Regions from separate parts of the Homo sapiens genome. Here region 1 is linked to region 2. The links are chromatin loops, found by intact Hi-C in ENCODE. Cell type or tissue: PC-9. All regions are shown on one strand. Each heading gives the region's core, and the rest is flanking DNA. Links, peaks and the distances in the headings are about the cores only.

Evidence for each region. Peaks named below come from ENCODE experiments on the same cell type or tissue, not always from the same donor. Only the 100,000 strongest peaks of a DNase experiment are listed, where the experiment ranks them.
Region 1: it touches region 2 in a loop (3-fold over the local background); 1 of 110 quality-filtered maps calls a loop at or near these places.

What each region holds. Positions count from the first base shown.
Region 1 is chr3:136,953,440-136,958,850 of GRCh38, forward strand. IL20RB (interleukin 20 receptor subunit beta) reads left to right here and starts at 4,544. Exons shown (of 7, transcript NM_144717.4): 1 at 4,544-4,762. The coding sequence starts at 4,675. IL20RB-AS1 (IL20RB antisense RNA 1) reads right to left here. Exons shown (of 4, transcript NR_183729.1): 3 at 1,292-1,352. In PC-9, for the core only: no CTCF peak of the experiment used is centred there; DNase peaks (open chromatin) are centred at 992 and 2,602; H3K4me3 peaks cover 960 bases; H3K27ac peaks cover 2,802 bases.
Region 2 is chr3:136,622,631-136,627,630 of GRCh38, forward strand. STAG1 (STAG1 cohesin complex component) reads right to left here. Exons shown (of 34, transcript NM_005862.3): 3 at 516-618. Among named protein-coding and RNA genes, the nearest start is that of STAG1, 130 kb to the right of the region's middle. RefSeq lists an enhancer at 3,044-3,544. In PC-9, for the core only: no CTCF peak of the experiment used is centred there; a DNase peak (open chromatin) is centred at 2,761; H3K27ac peaks cover 1,254 bases.

The sequences.
Region 1 (5,411 bases), core at 412-5,411, 330 kb after region 2:
GAGTATACTGTGTGCTCCACTTAATAGAATCACTGATGACTACGAACGACCAGTGACTGAATAAAATACAGCAACCAAAATCATTTGAAAACTATGTGGAACTTCACTATTACAGAGCATTGTTTCTGGTTTTCAGATTTTTAATTTGACTAAAATGGTATTTTATCGAAATGTGGAACATTTAACTACAGAAGGCTATTCTGAATAAACCCTGATTCTCCATTTTAAGAGGAGTTTTTTGGGGGGATGTCAGGTAGAAAAAGATAACTACAGGAAGAGGACAGTTTGGCCGACTTAAGGGTTCTAATTGAGCACACTCTAAGGAAACCCTGGAGGTTAAATTCCTGATGACCAGACAAACATTTGGGAGGAAATTGAAAAACTGAAGTATTTCAGAAGTGAAAAAGGAATGCAGGAGCCCTGAAAATTAGATTCTAAAAACGTGTAGAAATTCTACCTGGGGCCGGGCACAGTGACTCAGGCCTGTAATCCCAGCACTTTGGGAGGCCGAGGCGGGGGGATCACATGAGGTCGGGAGTTCAAGACCAGCCTGACCAATGTGGAGAAACACCGTCTGTACTAAAAATACAAAATTAGCCAGGCGTGGTGGCACATGCTTGTAATCCCAGCTACTGGGGAGGCTGAGGCAGGAGAATCGCTTGAACCCGGGAGGTGGAGGTTGCGGTGAGCCAAGATCACGCCATTGCACTCCAGCCTGGGCAACAAGAGCGAAACTCCATCTAAAAAAAAAAAAAAAAATTCCACCCGGAACAGTCTTGGTGGAAGCATGAATTAGAAGAGTCTAAGACAAGTGGAATTCCGCTATTTAAATTCCCTGTGTTACTTCTAAAAAGAAAAAATAGAGACACAGTGAAATCCAACTAAATGTCAGAAGTGCTACAAGACAGAACATAGATATCTAAGAATCTTAATGCAAAGGGAAGGAACTATTTTGTGTTAAGTAGGGGAAAGGAAGATTACTGGACTGTAATAATTGACCACATAGTTCATTCAAGGACACAGGGCCTATCCTGGACTTGCACAACCCTAAGAGTGAGTGCCTCAGATTTTGCGCCCTAGGTGCTTCCCTTAATTTTAGTCCTGGCCCTGCAGGGCACAGAGAGCTTAGGGTTCTCTTCCTTGGCCACAAAACTTCCCATCCCTCCCCACTGCCTCTACCTTTTCATAAAACCTTTTCTCTGCTTGCTTTTCCTTCCATAATTAAATATCAGAGATTTAAGTGGCAAATAGTGTAATCGAAAAAAAAATCCTATTTCTGAACTGTACCTACCTATAGGAAATTGGTCTATTCTTCCAGCGGTTTATCTTCTGACATGGATGACCCTCCAACTCTGTGGAAGGCACCAGAAATTAACTTGAGAAGTGCAGGAAACAGGATAGAGAATAGTTTCGTTGTGCATGTTGCATAGACAAGACATTACAACTTCTCTTTCTATAGAGGGGCACCTCAAAGCCAGAAGAGAAAGGCAAAATCAGGGTCAGGGATTATCCAGGAATGTTAGGGGCTAGCAGGTGAGGCACAGCCCTCCAGAAGTCCTCACCCAAAGATACAGCCCAGGCAGAGGTGGGTGGTCTGAGTTACTTGTTGGGTCATGACCCAGGCTTGAAACGGATTATTGTTCAAAAAATATGACAGGCAGATGGCATTATCTCTCAGTGCCCCTTGAGGTGTGCTGAACCCAGGGCAGACTCTGTGCAATGGCTTATGAAGGATTGGCAGGCAGTACTGTCTTGCCAGAGCATTGTAGTGCTGGACAGGAGTGTCTTGACAGGGACCAATGAGCAGGTGGAGCTAACTAGCCATCGTAACACTTCAAAGTTTGGTAAACAACTCTTCTTCTCCGACAGCATAGCTAAATGATTCTTATTCTTTCCTCCATTTTCTCTGTTTACTTTCATTTTCATCTTCTTAATTCAGTCTGTATTCCCCTCTACCTTTCCATCTTTGCTCATATCATTCTCCCAAAAGGAATGATGAACAGTGTGCCTCTCTTCCCCTCCTACCCATATCCAATTGGTACATCCGGAACCTCATATTGAGGTCTACCTATTCCCTAAAGCCTTTGCTGATCTCTTGGATCACTCCTTTGTGTCCCTCAGACACATTCCTTTGATGCTAACTGGGAGGCAGTTAAAGTGAGTGAAAAAAGCTTGGAGTTATGCAGACCTCAGTTAGAATTCCTGTTTCCATCCCTGAATAGCTCTGTGATCTACAGTAAGTTAATTTCCCTGAGCCCTGTGTTCTCACCTGAAAAGTGGAGAATCAAATCATATCTTACCTTGCAAGTCTGTTGTATAATATATGGACATGTATATAGTGTGTAGAAACCCTTTAGGACATTCTTGGCAGATAATAGATATCCAGTACACATTGGCTTATATTGCTAACTTTTGACATGCTGGAACTGTGAGCAGAAGCGAACTTAGGAGAGAGGAATCAGGAAGCCAAGATGGAGAACAAAGGTAACATTGGGGACAGACGTTGAGGCCATGTATGAAGCACTCTTAAGAGGAGCAGTGAGAGACTGTACAAGCAGCTAGTGACCAGAGGTCAAAGTACAGATGTGGCCACTGACTCACAGTGCTGGAATCAAGGAAAATATGCACCAGGTTTTCTTGACTATGGTGTGGTAAAAAGATATACAGCAATGTTTATTGTATACTTATTTTGTGCCAGATCCTGTTCTAAGTTTCACTTAATCCTCACAACAGCCCTGAGTCAGACACTATTATAATTGTTCCCAATTTTCAGATGAGAACCATAAAGCAGATAGTTTAAATGACTTGCCTAAAGAAACACAACTAAAAAGTTGACACCAATCAACCTGAGACAAAGATTATTTATATACTAGAGACTCCCCTGCCCATATAAGCATCTAAGCTCAAATTTCGCAAGCTGAACATTTGCAGCCTTTTTCTATAGCACCCCCAATCCTGCCTGTCCTGACCACACTCCACCCACTTCATTATTTCACTTGAGGTGCTGCCATCCACCCAGTTACCCAAACTCAGAACCTGAAAGCCATGTTTGGCTCCTCCTCCCCAGCCCTCTTAATGCACTCAATATCCAGGAGCTATCAGTTCTATCTTCTTTATCTTTTGAATTTGGTCATTTCTCTCTGCAGACATGAGAAACCTAGTGGAAGCCAACAATGTCTGTCACCTGGATCACTACCATAGCTCCCTCATGGCCCTCCTGCCTTCAATCTGGCCCCCTGTGCTGTTTTCTCCACCCTAGTCACAAACTTTTTAAAGCTCAAATGCAGGGAATGACATGGTCATATTTGAGCTTTGAACCCTTCCTTTGACCTTCATTCCTCTCAGGATAAATTCCAAGCTCCTCAATAAGGCATTCAAAACTCTCTAGAATCCTGTTTCTGTCTGCCACTAAGCCCTATTTCTCGCCATTTCAACCTTGTTCTCGTGTTGCACCAAACTTCTTCTTGCTTCCTAAAAACAACATTCCTGGCTGATTTTTTTTTTTTTTTTCCAGAGTTTAACACCCAGTCCTGGAGTCACCTCCTCCAGGAAGCTTTCTGTAATCCTACAAACTGGGTTAGATGTTTCTTTTTAGTGATGCTATGTTTCCTTACGAATATTGCTGTCCCTTCATTTTAAAAATTGACTTATGATTATTCCCGTGTCTATCTTCTCCACTAGTTGGGAAATTCTTGTTGAGGGAATGGACTGTTGAATTCCTAAGAACTAGCACATAGTAGGCCTTCAGTGAAGGTTTCTTGAATGAATAAATAAATGACCAACTTTCCCAAGGTTACATTGTAAGTTCTGAAACTTGAACCAAAATACATTATACTCTAGAACCCATGTTTATTCCACTATTGTATTTGCACATTAGGGTGGTTAAAGTCCTTCAAGGGCTAAATTTTAAAGGGCTAAATACTATCACAAGGTTTTTCTTCCACCTATTGAAATTGGTTTTAATTTTTCAGTAATACATTCACGTGACTCAGTAATCAAACGATATACAAAGATATTCAGTCAAAAGTCTTGTTCCCATTTTTCTCTTCCACCTTTCCAATTCCCACTTTCTCTGCCCCAAGGTAACCAATCTTGTTCATTTCTTATATCTTCTTTTAGTTTTTCTTTTTGCAAATGCATGCAAATATGAAGCTATATATTATTCTTTACCCTCCTGACTTTTAGAAGGGTATTTTAAATTTTTTCAAATATCTTTAGTTTTTCTGAAGTGGGTACATATTAGAAAAAAGAGCTAGTCAGTACCCAGCTTGAATGAACTCACAGAGAGAAACTTGGAAGAGGACAGCTATTTAATGAGGGAGGGAGATAATCCTGCCTGCTCATTGGCTTTTAGGGAGGTGCAGAGTCCTTTAGGACAGAGCCTGTGGTCCGGGTATTGCTCATAGGCAGATTCTCAAGCTCCCCAAAGTTACATTTTCTCTGGAACTCTCCTAGGCCACTCCCTGCTGATGCAACATCTGGGTTTGGGCAGAAAGGAGGGTGCTTCGGAGCCCGCCCTTTCTGAGCTTCCTGGGCCGGCTCTAGAACAATTCAGGCTTCGCTGCGACTCAGACCTCAGCTCCAACATATGCATTCTGAAGAAAGATGGCTGAGATGGACAGAATGCTTTATTTTGGAAAGAAACAATGTTCTAGGTCAAACTGAGTCTACCAAATGCAGACTTTCACAATGGTTCTAGAAGAAATCTGGACAAGTCTTTTCATGTGGTTTTTCTACGCATTGATTCCATGTTTGCTCACAGGTAAGTATGAATTAGAATACATCCAATAGTTTGGGCCTTGAATATAGGTTAAGAAGGCAAAAAATACTTTCCCAGGGCCTGGGGTTGAAATATGTGTATAGAATATCGTATATCTGTTTTACAAAAGATTTATCACCTCCTAAACCTCTATTCCCACATCCCAAAGAAAAGGCCTGCATTCTGTTTGGAAATCTCTCTTCTTAATGTCCACACAACAATCTAGAAAGAGAAATCATCAAAATAAATAAAAGCAGAGCTCTGTGCACTTTGTTACTTATCTCATCGTCTGGTTTTATATAGTGCAATGTAGTTCTTTCAGACTTACTGTGTGTGTCTTGGAGATGTTAACTGTAAGAACAAATTAAAACAAAGATTCTAGCAAAATACACATGAATAAAAAGACAATTTGTGAGCTTAACATTGGATACGAGACTTATAAAAATTGGATTTCTCTACTGGTCATTGAAGAAAAGGTACTCCATAGCATTCTAAAAAATATTTGGTTTGGGACATTTCCCCTGCCAGTGAGATTACATAGTTTTCTCTGCTCCACTCCTGGTTGCTTGTACCTATCTGCTTTATTGTCTTAAAATTGGAACTCTGTAGCCTTTGATGTTTGTTCATGTCAAATCACGTTTAAGAGAAACTT
Region 2 (5,000 bases), core at 1-5,000:
TTAACCCCTTGACAAGCAGATAACAGTATCTTCTATAGGGTTTATGCATGCTTAAATTATGACTGATGCTCGTACAATACATTAAGCTATCTCTCAAAGTAGGATTATCTAGAGCTCTTCTAAACTTCCCAATCAGGTTATCAATGAGAATATACTCTGAGACTGGCCCCAAACTCCAAAACAGTACTTGGGAGCTCATAAGAAATCAGAGTTGCATCTGAAAAGCAGCAAGTCTTAACTAACTAAACCTCATTCACTGTTAGTGACCTTCTCTATGCCTTCACATGGACTACCATTTATTTACAAAGAGAAGGAGGGCAACAAAATCATACTACAATCATCTCCTTTTTCTGATCACTGCCAAGACAATTTATGTGAAAAAAAGTTTCCAATCTCTATTGTGTCACTGAATTTTTTTTAAGTATTAACCATACTAGCACTAGAATTAACAACTCATATAAACTCATTAACACGGTCACTATTAAAGGAACAAAGAAGACAAGCATAATACATACTGGAGGCCGGCCAGGACGACCCCTTTTTCTTTTTCCTTTGACCTCTGTTTCTTCAAGCTCGCTGCCAGCATCGGAATGGGCAGTAGTTTCATTAGTTGAATCCCTAGAAAATGTTATATTATTTTAGCGAACAAATTAATAAGTATAATGCATTTCTGTTTCACTACTTTCCTTACCACCTGCTATATGGCTGATTAGAAGTGGTTTATACTTCTACTTTCAGAGAAACTCTCTAGCAAACTAAAAATGTTATCCTCCCTTCCTAATTTCACATAACAGTGAGTGAAATGAATCCCCCAAATAAAGAGGGAAATGAAGAGGAAGAAATGATTGTGGAAATGATAGCTGCTATACAAAAATAAATGCAAAATATAACTGCAAAAGACTAATTCTTCAGTACAAAAATATGAAGGCTTAGGAATATTTTTATTTATTTTGTTTATTTTATAAAGTCATGAAGGGCAGTGTTATGCCAGTCTTTTCAAAAAAAAAATACAAACACCTAAGTTATAAGTATTAAGACATACGGCCGGGCACGGTGGCTCATGCCTATAAATCTCAGCACTTTGGGAGGGTGAGGCAGGCGGATCACCTGAAATCAGAATTTGGGACCAGCCTGGCCAACATAGTAAAACCCCATCAGTACTAAAAGTACAAAAATCAGCCGGGCATGGTGGCGCATGCCTGTAATCCCATCTACTCAGGAGGTTGAGGGAGGGGAATCATTTGAACCCGCGGAGGTTGCAGTGAGCCGAGATTACGCCACTGCACTCCAGCCTGGGCAACAGGGCAATACTCTGTCTGAAAACAAAATAAACCAACAAAAAAGACATAAAGGATACTTAGCATATAATTTACAAACAATAATAAAACACAAAACACTCTTTATTGTAAATTCCACATAACCGATTCTCACAAAATAATTTTAAAGATAATTTTTGCCCAACTCTTATATTGGAATCTTTTTTTTTTTGAGACAGTCTCACTCTGTCGCCCAGGCTGGAGTGCAGTGGCACAATCTCAGCTCACTGCAAGTTCCAACTCCCGGGTTCACACCATTCTCCTGCCTCAGCCTCCCAAGTAGCTGGGACTACAGGCACCCGCCACCAGGCCCGGCTAATTTTTTTTGCATTTTTAGTAGAGATGGGGTTTCACCGTGTTAGCCAGGATGGTCTCGATCTCCTGACCTCATGATCCACCTGCCTCGGCCTCCCAAAGTGCTGGGATTACAGGTGTGAGCCACCGTGCCCAGCCAATTATTGGAATCTAACCTACAGCTGCAACTGATGAATGAATAGGAATTTTAACATGAAAGGTGGTTTCTATTTTTGTTCACTTTAATGAGTAGGATGCAAGTAAAATTATAAAGACATTTGTTGAAACTTCATTCATTAGTCAATGGTGTGAGCAACTTCTCTGCTGACTCAGATAAGGGCTGAGGAAACATGCTTCCTCAATTTTTTGTTATTGTATTGTAATGGGTATAGACCATCCGATACACCTTTAAGTTGAATCTGCATTGTTAACAATTTCTCTATCACTTTCTTAAGTCTATAATCAACAAAACAATAAATTAAGCATTGATTTTTATCATTTGCTGATTTTCACGGTGTACATATTCCTACCATAGCCAATTTCAAATGACCAAAGTGGCATAACCAAAGTGAGGTGGGAAGTGACAAACAGTAGTACAGCATTAAAACATATTTCTACCACAAAGACACAACAGGTTTAAATAACAACTTCAAGAGCATAAATAGTAACATGAAATAATTAGGAAGTGATGAATTTTGAGTATTTACTATTTTTATTTTTCATATGACATTTAATTTAAGCTTATATAAGTTAACTTTTTAAAACAGATATGTTGTGTTTAGCTACCTTGCAAAATTCCTAAAAATTTAATATTTAACTCTCACAGGCCAATACAAGCTGGCTTCAACACAGCATTGAAAAGGTTTAGACAGCATGAACAAGAATCTCTTCACTAAATTCTACATTACTGCATAAAATTGTAAAGAGTAGGAAAAGTACATAGCAAATGGTAAGTCCAACTCACAATCTACTATTTCTCAATCTCCTTCACCAAATGCTCTTTTAGGCTCATTCCCTCTTCCTTAAAGCTCAACTGTTAGGTCTGCTCTTCTCCATTTATATTACACTCCCTTGGAGATTTCATCCAGTTAATGTGTAACTTCTATGCAAATGACTTCAATACCCTATCAGTACACCTGACCGCATTCCAGATCTCTGACTCAGGATTTTTATCTTGCATGCATGACATACTTACTTGAATGCCACCTCAAATTCACCAAATGCCACATCTAAAATTGAATCCAATCCTGACTTACCTCTGACTTTCTACTCACAGAGATACAATTAATTAACTGATTTAAGTTATGCATACGTATGCTTTAAGTTATTATACAAATTTATTGTCACCATTATCCTGTCTATAAACTCGAATTGATAGAATGATATCAGTCTTCTTGTGCCTCCTGCTAACATAATCCTACCTCAGCCATCCTTCTCAGAACAATATAATCTGTTTCTCACTCTTTCCAGGATTATTACCACAATCACCACTCCCCATGATAATCTCAATTTATCTCCCTACTGCTGCTTATTCAAGCCATTCTACACACCGCTGCCAGTAATATTCTCACATCATTACTTACCCACTTGTAAATCTTCAAAGTTATCATATTACTCTAACTTATATATCTTTAAAGTTAATCTGGTATTTAAAACCATAAATAAGACTGGGCGCAGTGGCTCATGCCTGTAATCCCAACACTTTGGGAGGCTGAGGCACGAGAATCGCTTGAACCCGGGAGATGGACGTTGCAGTGAGCAGAGATAGCACCACTGCACTCCAGCCTGGGCGAAAGAGTAGAACTCTGTCTCAAAAACAAACAAAACAAAACAACAAAAATGAAACTATAAATAATATTGTAAATGATGTCCAGGGTCAGCAAGCTTTTTCATAAAGATCCATACAGCCGGGTGCAGTGGCTCATGCCTGTAATCCCAGCACTTTGGGAGGCCAAGGCCAGCAGATCATGAGGTCAGAAGTTCGAGACCTACCTGGCCAACATAGTGAAACCCCTTCTCTACTAAAAATACAAAAATTATCCAGGCATGGTGGTGTGCGCCTATAGTCCCAGCTACTTGGGAGGCTGAGGCAGGAGAATTGCTTGAACCCACGAGGCGTAGGTTGGCCGAGCCAAGATCACGCCACTGCACTCCAGCCTGAGCAACAGAGTGAGACTACATCTCAAAAAAAAAAAAAAACCAAAAAAACAAAAAACCATACAGTATATATTTTAGGCTTATGGGTCTTAAGTTCTCTATAGCTACTACTCAACCCTGGTGACATAACATAAATGCAGCCATATGCAATATGCAAATTAATGGGTGTGGCTATGTTTCAACATTTTATTTAAAAGAGGCATCTGAACCACTAGCAGTATTTGCCAACCCGGATCCAGTCAATCTTATTTGTCTCTACTAAAGAACAATGAATCATACTGCTTTTTCTCCTCACTACAATCCAAATAGGCCATGTTCAGTATAGACTATGTGTCAGTTTACATATGTTATCTATAATACATATGCACAAAAACCTTGTAAGAAGCATGTTATCTTCCTGATTTTATGAATGAGGAAATGAAAGATCTGAAAACCCGATAAACTTGTCCACAGTCGCACACTTAGTAAGTGGCAGAGTCCAGTTAGATCTCAAGATCAACCTGAATTTTCTATTTTCATGTTAAGATACTACAATGCAAATACTATGTTTCGTATTTATCTTGTGTGGACAAAATCTCCAAGTGCTTTTGATGCTTACAAGTGTCCAGGCAACTATAGGAGCAGGTTGGTTCTAGAATATAATTACTGACCCATTAGTGAAACTAACCTATTCTTCAGCAGTATTGTTTATTGATGCCCCTACCAAGAGTCAGAAAAGTACAATTTGTTTAATAATGCTGCCAACTGCAGTCAGCTTAAACAGTGAGAACTATTGCCAACAAACAGCTAATGCACTGTTATGTGTTAGTATGTGTATGTTTAATTATTAAGACATAAGAAAACAAATTCTAGGCTTTTGAAAAAGAAAATTTCGAGCAACAGAAAATATATAAGAATACAAGGAAAAGTTTCACTTTATCTCATCCTAACTCTGAATCCCATCTGCAGAATACCACTGTTAATAGTTTGACGCTGCCATAAATATTTAGGCTTTTGCATCTCTCTGTCTCTCTCTCTCAAAATATAAATATCAATATTTCAATTTTTTAAGTGTTACATACATGAGAATCTTCCATATAAATATTTTAGATTCCTGAATGGCACTCCATAATATGCACTGAACTTATTTAGCTACTTCCTTATCAATGAGCACTTAGTTTGTCTCTAGTTTTGCACTATTACAAACAGGGCTGAAATGACTGTTCTTGTACATAAATAAATCTTACTACATAA